Linked DNA regions of Mus musculus: regions 1 and 2 are each linked to region 3. Evidence: chromatin loops called from intact Hi-C (ENCODE). Cell type or tissue: left cerebral cortex. All regions are shown on one strand. Region 1 overlaps Tenm4 (teneurin transmembrane protein 4). Region 2 overlaps Tenm4 (teneurin transmembrane protein 4). Region 3 overlaps Tenm4 (teneurin transmembrane protein 4).

Evidence for each region. A loop is a pair of places that touch in the nucleus more often than their neighbours do. Peaks named below come from ENCODE experiments on the same cell type or tissue, not always from the same donor. Only the 100,000 strongest peaks of a DNase experiment are listed, where the experiment ranks them.
Region 1: it touches region 3 in a loop (2.7-fold over the local background); 13 of 42 quality-filtered maps call a loop at or near these places.
Region 2: it touches region 3 in a loop (4-fold over the local background); 2 of 42 quality-filtered maps call a loop at or near these places.

Annotation. Positions count from the first base shown.
Region 1 is chr7:96,767,997-96,771,996 of GRCm38, forward strand. The region is part of intron 13 of Tenm4 (teneurin transmembrane protein 4); the gene reads left to right. Among named protein-coding and RNA genes, the nearest start is that of Gm15413, 32 kb to the right of the region's middle. In left cerebral cortex, a CTCF peak has its summit at 1,996 (motif pointing right); DNase peaks (open chromatin) are centred at 857 and 2,027; H3K27ac peaks cover 947 bases.
Region 2 is chr7:96,706,468-96,710,467 of GRCm38, forward strand. The region is part of intron 10 of Tenm4 (teneurin transmembrane protein 4); the gene reads left to right. Among named protein-coding and RNA genes, the nearest start is that of Gm15413, 93 kb to the right of the region's middle. In left cerebral cortex, no CTCF peak of the experiment used is centred here; DNase peaks (open chromatin) are centred at 1,816 and 2,688; H3K27ac peaks cover 2,166 bases.
Region 3 is chr7:96,517,768-96,521,767 of GRCm38, forward strand. All of the region lies in intron 4 of Tenm4 (teneurin transmembrane protein 4), which reads left to right. Among named protein-coding and RNA genes, the nearest start is that of Gm15412, 180 kb to the left of the region's middle. In left cerebral cortex, a CTCF peak has its summit at 1,614 (motif pointing right); DNase peaks (open chromatin) are centred at 1,619 and 3,430; H3K27ac peaks cover 249 bases.

The sequences.
Region 1 (4,000 bases), 250 kb after region 3:
TATGGATGGCTGTAAGCCATCATGTGAGTGCTGAGAACTGAACTCAGGTCCTCGGCCAGAGCATCAAGTAACCTTAACCACTGAGCTCTCTCTCCAGCTCCATATTCATGGGATCTCAGGTCAAGCCCAGGTTGCTAAAGTTCCTTTATATGGAAGAAATTCTATCCACATAAACATTTTATCAAAAGCAAAATATTCTCCAGATGGCTCCCTTCCCTTTCACATTGCCATCTTCAAATTATTTTCTTAAAACTCTGTTTCTTAAAACTATGCCTTCCCCAAAACTAACAGCCCAGGACAAATCCTTGAGAAGCCAGGCTTCTGTTCTGTCAGATTTAGCCGCTGACACTAGACTGTGTCCCAGAAAAAAAAATGTGTTTTCCTCACTTTGGCCACTACGGAGGACTTTTGGCAGGTGAGAAGCAGGTTTGAGGCTTGCAGACTTCGTAAATCAGTCTTGAAAGTGTATGGGAGCCATCTGCAAGTGGATCCTGCTGAGTACAGCTAGTTGTCAGTGTCTATTGGAGGGATACCTGTGCCTTCAGCTGAGAAGGACTGAGCGGAAGCATTTTAGAGCTGGAAGACCATCGAGTGAATGCTTCCAGCGATAGCATCAAGAGTAGGCTGAGACCCTTCTGTGGATTCGATTCCAGGGTAAATACGCAAATGAATAACGTCCGTTTCTAAACTCCAAGGTTCATGGTCAACAACGTTGAGGATATGGTGTTTCCATAGTGATAAGGACTTGGTCTGCTTACGCTGCCAAAAAGTCTTCTCAGAGATTAGGGCTTTAGAATTAGCTCTGGAAGAAGGAACAGAAGTTGCAAACAGGGACAGCTGCTGTGGGAAGAATGATCACAGAGGAGCTAAGAAAAGGAAGGCCCACCACGCCCATGGCCCCCAGCCATTGCAGAGCACAAGGAGACCCAGAAACCAGCCCTCTGCCTCTCTGTGCTGGGCTCCTGCACCAGGGCTGGAGGAGGCGGCCCTCCCACGGTACAGTGTACGGTAGCTTAAAGGGAAAGTCACCTGGCCTTGAACTTTACTCAGACTCTTGGATTTTAAAACAAAATTCAGAATGGAATTCCCTGAGTGACGTTTATTTAGAAATGTATTTAGGAAGCCAGTACTGATGTAAACACCTCGGGACGTGGGCCTTTCCAGGCGAAGAGATGCTCAGAACCCACAAGTCTCACTCACTCACAACCCAGACAGCTCACTTAGCCCTGGAGGGAGGCCACATGTTGGAGTGGTGTCTCTTACTCAAGTTCAGGCAGTTCTAGAATGTTCTCCCCTCCCACTGGCCCCTTTGCTGCCTTCACTGGTGACCCTGCTGTCCCAGAAGCCTGCCTTGCTCAGCCCCTGGCTTCTGCTCTCGGGTGAATCCCTACAAGGCCTAGAGAAGATGCCTCATGGACTAAGGATCAAACTCGGGGCTTCTGTGAGAGCGGTGTGTGCTCTTAGCCTCTGAGCCTCCCTCCAGCCCTGAGGAAGCCCTTTCCATCCATACCTCCCGTTCCTCTTCTGGGTCCCAGGCTATTGCTCAAGCCCTCTCCCCCAGTCGTTGCCCTTGTACATCCCAGAGCACTCTGCGGCATTTATGTTTTGATGCCCTCGCATTCCAACTAATCTCACTATAATTCCTGCTATTTTAGAACAGGAAGCAGTCCCCGGGAGTCACTTGTGCCATCGCCTTCATCATAGAGAGCAGAAAAGCAGGGTTCAGAGAGGGAAAGAAAGTTGGTTTTGGTCATACTGGAAGACTGGAGCCCAATACATGCCCCCTTATCCTCAGGGAGAATGTTTTTTTTCTCTGCCATGCTGCTGACCAAATGACAAGTCACTTGTCACTGTTCAAGTCTGAAATGGCATTGTCACTTTTATAGATGCTTTTATTATTATTATTATTTAGTTGTTCGTTCTGAGAATAATTTAAATAATATATGTGGAGGGTGTGTACATATGAATGCAGTACCTATAGGGGCCAGAAGAGGGCACCAGATCCTCCGGAGCTGCAGGGACAGGCAGTTAGGAGCTTGTGAGTACTAGGAACCAAGCAGTAGCCCTCTGAAACGCTACTTCATGCTCTTCACCACTGAGGCTGAGCCATCTCTTCATCCCCCAGTCTTGGTCTCTTGATGGACTCCTGTGAGCTACGGCAAACTGATTCCTCAGTTCTTTTTGCACTCCCGACTCTAACTCTTCTCCTCTACATTAACTCTTACTCTCCCAGCTCACTCTGCGACCTTGGGAACCGATGCCCATCCTCTAGGTTTCTTTTCTGTTAAGTGAGCACATTGAGCTTAGTGGTGATTTGGAATCCTTTAACCTCTGAAAGTTCTAGAATTCTCTGCCCTTCATTCGTTTCCCTGCCTCTCAGGGCATTGCTTCAGGGCCCTGGCTTCTGCTGTGACGGGAGTTCCTGCAGGCTCTAAAGAGTATGGCATCATGGAAGGATGCTAAGTTTGGAGGCCAAAAGCCTGTGTTCAAATTTTGCCTCTGTAATTAGTAGCTGTGGCCTCCTGCAAATTGTTTTATCTCTCTTGGCTGCGTTTTCTTTCTAATGAAATGGGAACAACCATACTTATACTTGTCAGATATGGTGACATCAGAGAGGTTTATGGAACTCCATGGCCCCAAGCCGGTGTTCTCGGCATAATTGTATCTCTGTCCTGTATCCCACATTATTGACAAATGACGACTTCTGTAAATACTCTATTTAGTAATTAGAGCAACAAACTGCTTAAAATTTTTTTTATTAAAATCTTTCTGAAATCCATTGTGCTTCCTTGACATGTCACGCAGAGTATTTGTCAGAGGGACTCGGGGAGTCAGAGGAAGTTAACAGTCCATCTCCATGGCTGGGCATGGGGCTGAGTGGGGAGAGAAGGAAAGGAATATGTGCCTTTCGGCAGAGCATGGATTTCTCCCGCAGTCAGTGAGGACTATTGAAGAGCTCTTATTAGCAGAGTCACAGCATCAGGTTCACCTCACAGAGATCAATCAGGCTGTCGGGTGAATAAATCAGCGAGTGGAGAATGCTAAACGCTCACCCACAGACTGCCATAGAAGAGCCAGCCGGGGAGGGGGGAGGGGGGAGGGGGAGGAGGAGAAGAAAGGGGGAGGGGAGGCTGGATGGATTCATGGAAAACAGAGCCAGATGAAGGCTCACTTGTGCGCTCATGCGATGGAACTACAGATAACCACCGCTCGCAGGTCATACCGCTTCCTCCCAACTGTGTGTGGCTGCAGCACTGACACATAACAAAGAAGATCCGTTTGAGCCGGGCATGGTGGCGCACGCCTTTAATCCCAGCACTTGGGAGGCAGAGGCAGGCAGATTTCTGAGTTCGAGGCCAGCCTGGTCTACAGAGTGAGTTCCAGGACAGCCAGAGCTACACAGAGAAACCCTGTCTCAAAAAACAAAAAACAAAAAACAAAAAAAAAGAAGAAGAAGAAGATCCGTTTGGTTTATAAATGCTCGGAGACTGACGAGGTGACTCAGTAGATAGAGCGCGTGCCTACCATACACAAAGCCTTGGGTCCCATCCTCAGTACTTCATGGAGTGGGTTGAGGTTATGCACGTCTGTGATCCCAAGATTGAGACAGGAGGATCCAAACTTCAAAGTTATCTTCCATTACACAGCAAATTCAAAGTCACCCTGGACTGCTTGAGTCCTGTCTTAAAAAAAAAGAAAGAAAGAAAGAAAGAAAGAAAGAAAGAAAGAAAGAAAGAAAGAAAGAAAGAAGAAGGAAGGAAGGAAGGAAGGAAGGAAGGAAGAAAGAAAGAAAGAAAGAAAGAAAGAAAGAAAGAAAGAAAGAAAGAAAGAAAGAAAGAAAGAAAGAAAGGGAAAGGAAAGGAAAGGAAAGGAAAGGAAAGGAAAGGAAAGGAAAGGAAAGGAAAGGAAAGGAAAAGAAAAAACAAAAAGTATGTGTGCATGTTTGACCCCGGGCTCTGTAGCATGAAGCCATCTACACTTTCAGCTCTCCCTCTCTTCT
Region 2 (4,000 bases), 190 kb after region 3:
TGACAGATCTATTTGACATTCAGCCTCTGAGGTGGGAACTGTGCTGAGAAACGAGCAGCCAGTGACCTTTACGTTTCAGACATATTTACTGGTATTTTCATGGGAAAATAGAGGAATTGGAGTTAAGACTCCATGGAGACTTGCCTTTGGGCCATCTGCTCCTACTTTCCTCAGAAAGCCTTATATGGCTAAGGTAGACTCTCCACGCCCCAGGGAGGACCTTGTCAGGGTCATGTGACGTCTTCAAAGAGGGAAGTGGAGCTCTCTTGCTGTTTACTTCAGACAGGTAACCATGCAGAGACAGGCAGCCACGCGGATGTGCTCACCCTACTTGACCCCTCTTGTTACTGTTTTCAGATCCTCACTGGTCTCCATTTGGTTACCTTACCTTTCCTTTTCTAGAGAAGTCTGCTTGCAGAGCAACATGGAGACGCAAGCAGCTGATGCTGTGTAGACGATGCTTTATTCTCATAGCACCATGATCATTCTTAGAACATTTTGAGTAGAACAAATATACAACATGCAGTGTAGAAAAATGTCAGTGCCCACTGTCTGTCATTCCCAACATCACTTGCTGTTAGTGCCGAGTCTTCCTCGTGCCCCCTTTTGCCCTAAACACCTCACTTGTATTTTTCCATCAAAATCTCCTAACTCCAGTGGGTTAGGACCCCATTTGCAGATGAAGACCCTGTCTGGGGCCCACAAAGCTTAAGTGACTCACTCACTGTCCCATGATGTCACATTAGGGATGTGAGTCACCCAACCACAGGTATTCTGACACTTTTGAAAATATACTTTGACTCTTTCCAGCTCAGTCTTTCCCCTCATGCTGTAGCTTTCCAATCTCGATATTCTGTTGTATCGGAAAACCAAAACCAAAACCAAAACAAAACACCAAACTTTAAATGTGGTCCTGGCATTGGGCCAAACCCAGTGCTGCTTCTCTCTGAACCTTCATAATGATTCTATGGAATCAGTGTTGTTTTTTTGTTCATGGAGAATCTAAAGCTCATGACAACTTTCCAGGATCCCACTGGTAGTAAATGACCTAGCCACCATTCATCCAAGACTTGGGATCTCTAAGAGCATGTGTGCCTCTAGGTGTGGTGCTGCAGGTCCTAGGCTTGAATGGATCGTTCTGAGCTGATGGATGCCTCCTTCAGGTCCCACCTGTGATCTTTATTCACAGGGTAAGCGTGGCTCTGGTTCTTAGCCTCTTGGAAACCTAGCTTCCCATCTCTGTATTGTTCTTATAGTGGGCACGGATGCCATGATTAGCCCATCTCACAGAAGAGGTAACCATGAGTGACAAATGGCCCTCAAGAGCCTGGCTTCTGAAATTAGACCTGTAGCTTTAAGACCTCAGCTCCTCACCTACAAGCTTTGCCTCTTTAGTTTCTATGTTTGTAAAATGAAGGCCCAAGTGGTTGTATCACAGAGTTGTCATAAAATTCAAGGAAGAAAGTTTATACAGGGTACCTAACCTGCCCTATGCGCACACACACACACACACACACACACACACACACACACACACACACTTGCACTCACTCATGCATACATGCTCATACACGCACACCTATCACAGAGTGGACACCCAGTGGAAGTTGCAGATTGTTAATACTTCTGTTGTGACCCCAAGGCAGAGAGTATCTACATCTTTATCTTTTGAGAGAAAACCTGGTCCAATCCTGTCTTGCTGCAGCCTGCCAGCTTCCCAGCCTGCATTAGTCACTAGAGCAGCCGAGAAAGCAAACAGGGCGTATGTCAGAGCACATTTGTAGGGATGTCTAGTTTTTCCAGGAGAGCAGCCACAAAAGGGAACAGTCATCTAAAATGCCCCCACCCCGTGTCTTTTCTCCAAGTAGGACAAAAGTTAATTTTGCTTCACTGACAGTTAGCTGTATCCACACGAAGCTGACAGCTTCTTTCACTTCTGAACACGGTGTAAAAGGCAGTAGATGAGCTGCAGATTGCAATCTTGAGGATGCTTCAAGCACCTATCTGGCCAGAGAGCCTGGGAAAGAGGGATGGAGAAAGGCTTTCCATTTAAATAAAAGCCCCAGAGCACCCTAGGTTCTTCTGGCTCTTCTATACCAAGTCTAAGCCCACCCTAAAGGGTGGGGTGAGTTCACTGTAATGTCTCTATGCAAGCATGGTGCTCCTCTGGTAGTATAAGCCACTGAGGCTTGTTTCTACCTCTGCATACTAGAGCGAGTAATAGAGTTGCCGCAGCTAGGCTAAGAAGCACAATGGTCAAGGAGACATTGCTTGCTGGTGGCCTTGGAAGAATGCCATTACAGCTCCTTGAACGTCAATTATCTCAGCCTGAGGTTTGATGGATAGAGATGATCCCATTCAGCTCTTTCCCGTGAACAATCCCTTGCCTAGAGGAATTGTACCAGAAAATCCAGAGCCTGTGGTGTCACAAACATGAGCTGTAGCCACCTCTGGGAGGGACAGTCCTACAACCTCAGAAGCCGTGATGGATCTTTTGGTTAATTAGGTCATGTTTTCACCTCTCCCAGAAACTGAGTGAGTTGCAAAAACTAAACAAACCCTGGCTCAAAGTAACAATAGTTTAGTTTGTAAGTGAGAATGTTGCCAAGCTTAATCGCTGTTCTTCAAGAGGCCGTTTGAGCCATTTGAGAGAGCTTTGCTTGGTGGAACATTATTGCGGTTCTGGGTCTGGCAGAGCCTGAGTCACGCAGTTTTGGGCGCCATCTGGAAAGTGTTGGTAGAGCTGCACTTGGGTGATGAGAGTCGTTTGCAGAGAATGTGGCTCCTAAAGATCTGACACCTTACTATTTGTTAGTTACTCTTCTCATCGATATGGCAGAATACCTGACGATAGCAATTGAGGAAGGAAAGGTTGATCCAGGCTCATAATTTAAGAAGGGATACAGTTCATCATGGCACAGAAGGCATAACGACAAAAACATGGGGCAGATGGTTACATCTTCGACATAATCAGAAAGCAGACAGTGAGCAGCAGGAAGTGGGATCAGGCTATGTACCCTCAAGCCCCACCCCCAATGACCCACTTCCTTTAGCAAGGGTCCAACTCTTAAAGGTCCGTAGCCTCTCAAGACAGTGCCACCAGCTGGGGATCAAGTGTTCAAAATAGTTTTGGGAGACATTCCTCATTCAGACTGTGAACTGCCCTTCAGTGAAGCAGCCATGCCACAGGAAGGGACAGTAGACATCTCATCCTAAGAGCTGCAGTACACATTTTCCATGGCCAAGTATCTTGTCCAGAGCCCAGCACAAGGTAGCTGTGCTCACAATGGCTTTATTGAAATTAAGGGCCTTACACAACGCTTAAGTCTGCTATGGGTAGCCTACATAGAAAGGTATAGGCCAAAGCATGGTAACAGAAATGTTCATTTCACCTCCTGGGATTCGGGTACAAATAAGATGGACACGAGAAGACTAGGAAAAGCATTAGGCTTGGAAGCTAGGGTAATCATAGCTCCTCCTCTATTCCTTATCCACATCTGGCAGCCTCCGGTCTCAGGTGTCATTTGTTTCATGAGCACAGGCCTGCTACACTTGGGGCCTGGGTGTTATTAGTGAGCAGCTAGGCTCATTTTTTTTCTCCTTCCTCTTCAAACTCACATCAAGCCTTTTGGACAGAAGCCATAGGTTTAACTTTATAGCCCAAAGAGTGCGGGGCAGGGAGGGGAGGCCTCCAGAGAGCCTGCTCTCTCACAAGGAGGAAGAAGTGATGAAGATACGGGGTCCTACACTGAAGCCTTTCTCTCTAGGATTGATGCTTCACACCCTTCTGTGGGAGTTGCAAACAGCAAGACATCTATGGGTTAGACTCTCTTCAACTGACCTCAGACAAATATCTTCCAGCTCCCCAAAGGAAAGCTTAGAGACTGTCAAGTCAAAAACGCTGTTTTAGACAGCAAGCACTCACTCTGTGTAGTTCCAGAGGACAGAGTCAGGCATGGGGCGTAAAAAATGGTAGGAGCAGCTTAGGAGATGGTCCACT
Region 3 (4,000 bases):
GTGTGTCTCTCCCTCCTTCTCTTCCTCCCCCTTTCTTTCTCCTTTCCCTTCTACTTCCCTGTTAGATCTCCTCCACCCCCTCCTCCCAGTAGTACTATATATCAAACCCCAGCCTCCTGCACTGTACACAAATGCTCTATTCTTGAGCTTGGATGCTTACAAGACAACCATTTCTTTAGAGAAACTTACAGTCCTGTTAGAAATGACAGGCAATAAATAGTCAGAGGATTAGTTCCAATCTCTACTACCTGCTAGGAAAAAAATGGTGTAGTTAGTTTGAGAACAACCAGGGAAGGGCGGGGTGGTGATGAAACAGACTTCATCTTTGATGTTGGGGGAGCCGGGGGCACTCGGGCCTCATCTGTGATACCAGAAAGAGGCTCTCAGGTAGAATGTGGGATGCTCTGAGAGTCCTAGGAAGACGGAAAACCAATTCTCAGCCTGGGGTTTGGGGGCGGGCCTTCTACAGCCCTTATGGAGTTCGGCCTCTTGTGTCTCTTCGAAAGTATGTCCTACTAGGACTAGTGGTGATAGATGCCACCAGCCCACCCCCCCCCCCCGACCCAGCTGCCCTAGAAACCATAACAAAGTTACTGGCTTTGAAGCCTCTGGATGCTCAAGTCTTCCCTGTCTCAGGCAGCTCCCCTCTTGCCAGAGTTCTTGTCCTTCTGTGGAGTCCTAGGCTGCCATTTAGCCTTTCCCAGAGAAGCACCGCAGGGCCAGAGATAAGGCTTTGCATGCTCCAGGCCCTGGGTTCAAGCCCCAGTATCACAGAACATAAAGATAAAACAGCTCTCTCCCAGCCACATCCACTTACACTTTGTGACTTGCTTCTTGTCCTGTGTGGATCTAACCCATTCTATCTAGGGAGTGGAGAGAGGCCTCAAGAAAAGGCAAGGAGCACAGGGGCCCCAGGAAAATTTCCTTTCCCCAGTGGGGGAGTAGGGATATTTATGTGCTTCTTTGTCTAGATCTTATCTACTTTTATTTTATGCATGTATGTATATATGCCATGTGTACACAAGTGCCTGCAGAGACCAGAAGAGGGCATTGGAGCCCCTGGAAGTGAAGTTACAAGTAGTGGGGAGCCACTGTGTGGGTTCTGGGAACCAAACCTGGATCCTCTGCAAGAACTTCAAATGCTCTTAACTCCTGAGTCATCTTTCCATTGTCTGCTGGAAACGCTTGTACTAAATACTTCTATTCAGTCACCTACCTTGGGAGGCAGTGGGAGGTGTTTCCCACTAACTAACTATCATCATGTGGACTTCTAAACTGTAGAGGGTCGTTTCTTGTACAGATAGTTTACTGGGCATTTATTATGTGACAGTGTATCCTAGGCACAGGGAATGATGTGGACAAATTTCCTGAGCTAGGAGATACTGTTCAGGGCAGGTCTTGTCCCAGCCCTATATCTGCCTTTGATCCCATGTTTGCCATTATTATATACAATAAAGATTAAAGTGTGGATAATATTAGGTAATAAGTATGGAAGTGCTTGGGAAAGCATCCAGAAACCTGGCTGACTTTCCTTATAAGCCATTCTACAATCCCAGAAAAGGGCTGGAGCATTGGGTAAGCACACCTGTAGTTCTTTCGTCATACCACTAGATGTCAGTGGTGTTCAGGAGGGGAGGAGGACACGTGGTGATGACCTTTTAGCCAGGTTGTGGAGACTGCAAAATAAAGACTTTCTGTATACTAGATGCTGTCCTGAATGCAGTGAATTTCCCATATCATTTGATGCTTACAGAGGCCCCATGATTTGCATATTCCTATCCCTAGTTTACAGTTCTCAAAGAAAGAACTGCTGCTAATGTTAGTCAGTTTTCTATCTGAAGCCACCATACAAAGATTGCCTTAGAAGCAATGTTCAGCCAGACAGTCCTTGGCTGCTGCCGACCCACTGTGAACAGTGTCTCCCCATACACGGGCAGCAAATGACTGCACAGATGTATAAAGACAAAAGCTTCCATGGATGTCTGAGTAGAGTGCAGTGCAGGTGCTCATTAGACAGACAGAAAGGTACAGGCTGACAAAAGCCTGCAGAGGCAGCTGGGCTGTCTACATCTCCTGTTAGAGAGGTTAGAAATCATAAACACTCTTGGTGGGGCTGGGACTTGACATGAGGAATATAAAAAGGTCTCAGTGAGCTTGACTTTAAATGAGCATATAGATAGAGGTACTATATGCCATTCCAACAATGACCAGCATGGCAAGATGTTCCAAGGGCATAGTAGTGGCACTTATATCTTGGGGGTAACCAATACCCATCCAGTTGTACCTAAGGCCTACTCAGTTAGAGGACATTCATGACTGGTACTGTAAATCTAACCAACTCTGCATGGCTGGTAATGTCATAGACCCGAGAGGAAAACAGTACAGACAGTATAGCTTCTAAACTATATTCTAAATGCTTATACCCACAGATAAGTATAGCTCTCAGCCCTTGTCATAGAAGCTTCTTTTTGCCGAAAACATTACAGAAATTCCAAACTGGTCAAAAAGAAAAACTAACTGTGGGGTACCCAGCCCCACTTTATGCATTTACAGTACAACCCCAAACCTAATTCTCAAGAAACATCGCAAAAGTAGAGAAAGAAAAATCACTAAAAACTGAAAGGCCAGGACATCTGATAATGGCAGAGCAGCTGAGCCCATGAAATCCCAAAAATGTGGTTGCTTAAATAAGATCTGCACAACGACACCAGTTTACATGCCAGTGTGAATAGGGGAAATCTCACAAGGCCTGGAAGAAGAGCTATAGGTAACTAATAGCTACTGAGACGAGGAGAATTAGTATTTCCCATAGACTAGGCCAGCCCCCTGGTAGGCGATCCAAACCCAAGTGGTCAGCTTTAAACATGCACATAGCAGTGACTCTAAATGGGCTCAGAAGGATGTATGTATAATATAATAGACATTGGTTTACATTATATAATAATTTTTTAAAAAGGAGTTTGTGAATTTGAGATGGATCTGAGTACACAAGAAGAATTGGAGAAGTAGAGGCTCTCATCTATAAAATTCTCAAAAAATATATTAAATTATAAAAAGAGCTGGAGTCCAGATCTTCCCTAAGCAATGCCTGAAAGTTGCTGAAAGTTAAAGAAAAAGTAGGGGGAAATTCAAGGTCAAAGTTATACAAAGACAGACTGCGTGTAGTAGCTGATGGTAATTCCAGGCCTTTGGGAGCTGGGGAGGTGGCTCAGCTGTTAAGAGCACACACTGGTCTCCCAAAGCACCTGACTTTGATTCTCAACACCTATGTGGGGCAGCTCGCAATTGCCTATAACTGCAGCTCCAGGGGGCTCTGATACCCTCTCTGGCTCCTCAAATACCCTCTCCTGTATCTAGAAATATGCATGCATGGTGAGTGCACACATACACGCACACACACACAAAACTAAAATAAATGATGACGTCATCCTTCCCAAGAGAAGACATGACAAAGGCAAGAAAGACACTGCTACGTTTCTGTCCTCAACACCCATAGACCTTCAGTTCAGACCCTGGACTACGGCAAGGCAGGGAGAATGATGTGAAGAGTGGAACGCACACAGAAGTCCGTAGGGAGGCCTTGCAAAGGACAGAAGAAACAGACTAGGCATGATTCCCACGAAGGAAAATCCAGGAGCCCTCTCTTAAGTTGAGCCCCACCCAAGGGACAGCCCTGGCGATACCTGAAGCAAACCAATGGCTTTGGAAATGGCTGGGCAATGGGGTCACACAAACAGAGGGAGGGAAGGCTCAAGGGGACCTGATGGCAAGATGTCTCTGTGATGTCTGGGGTACCTACTAGCTTTGAGGAAGCAGGTTTGGGCATGGCAGAATAAATGGTTACATTTGTCCCTGTTGAACCATTTACAAGGTCATTTCTACATGTGACATCTTGTTTGAGGTCAGTTAGCAAGGAGCTGAAGGGGCTCTCTATGTTCTTACCTGAAGGATGAGTAAAGCCGACCTTCGTGCTCATTCATTACCATAGGTTTGGGTGCTG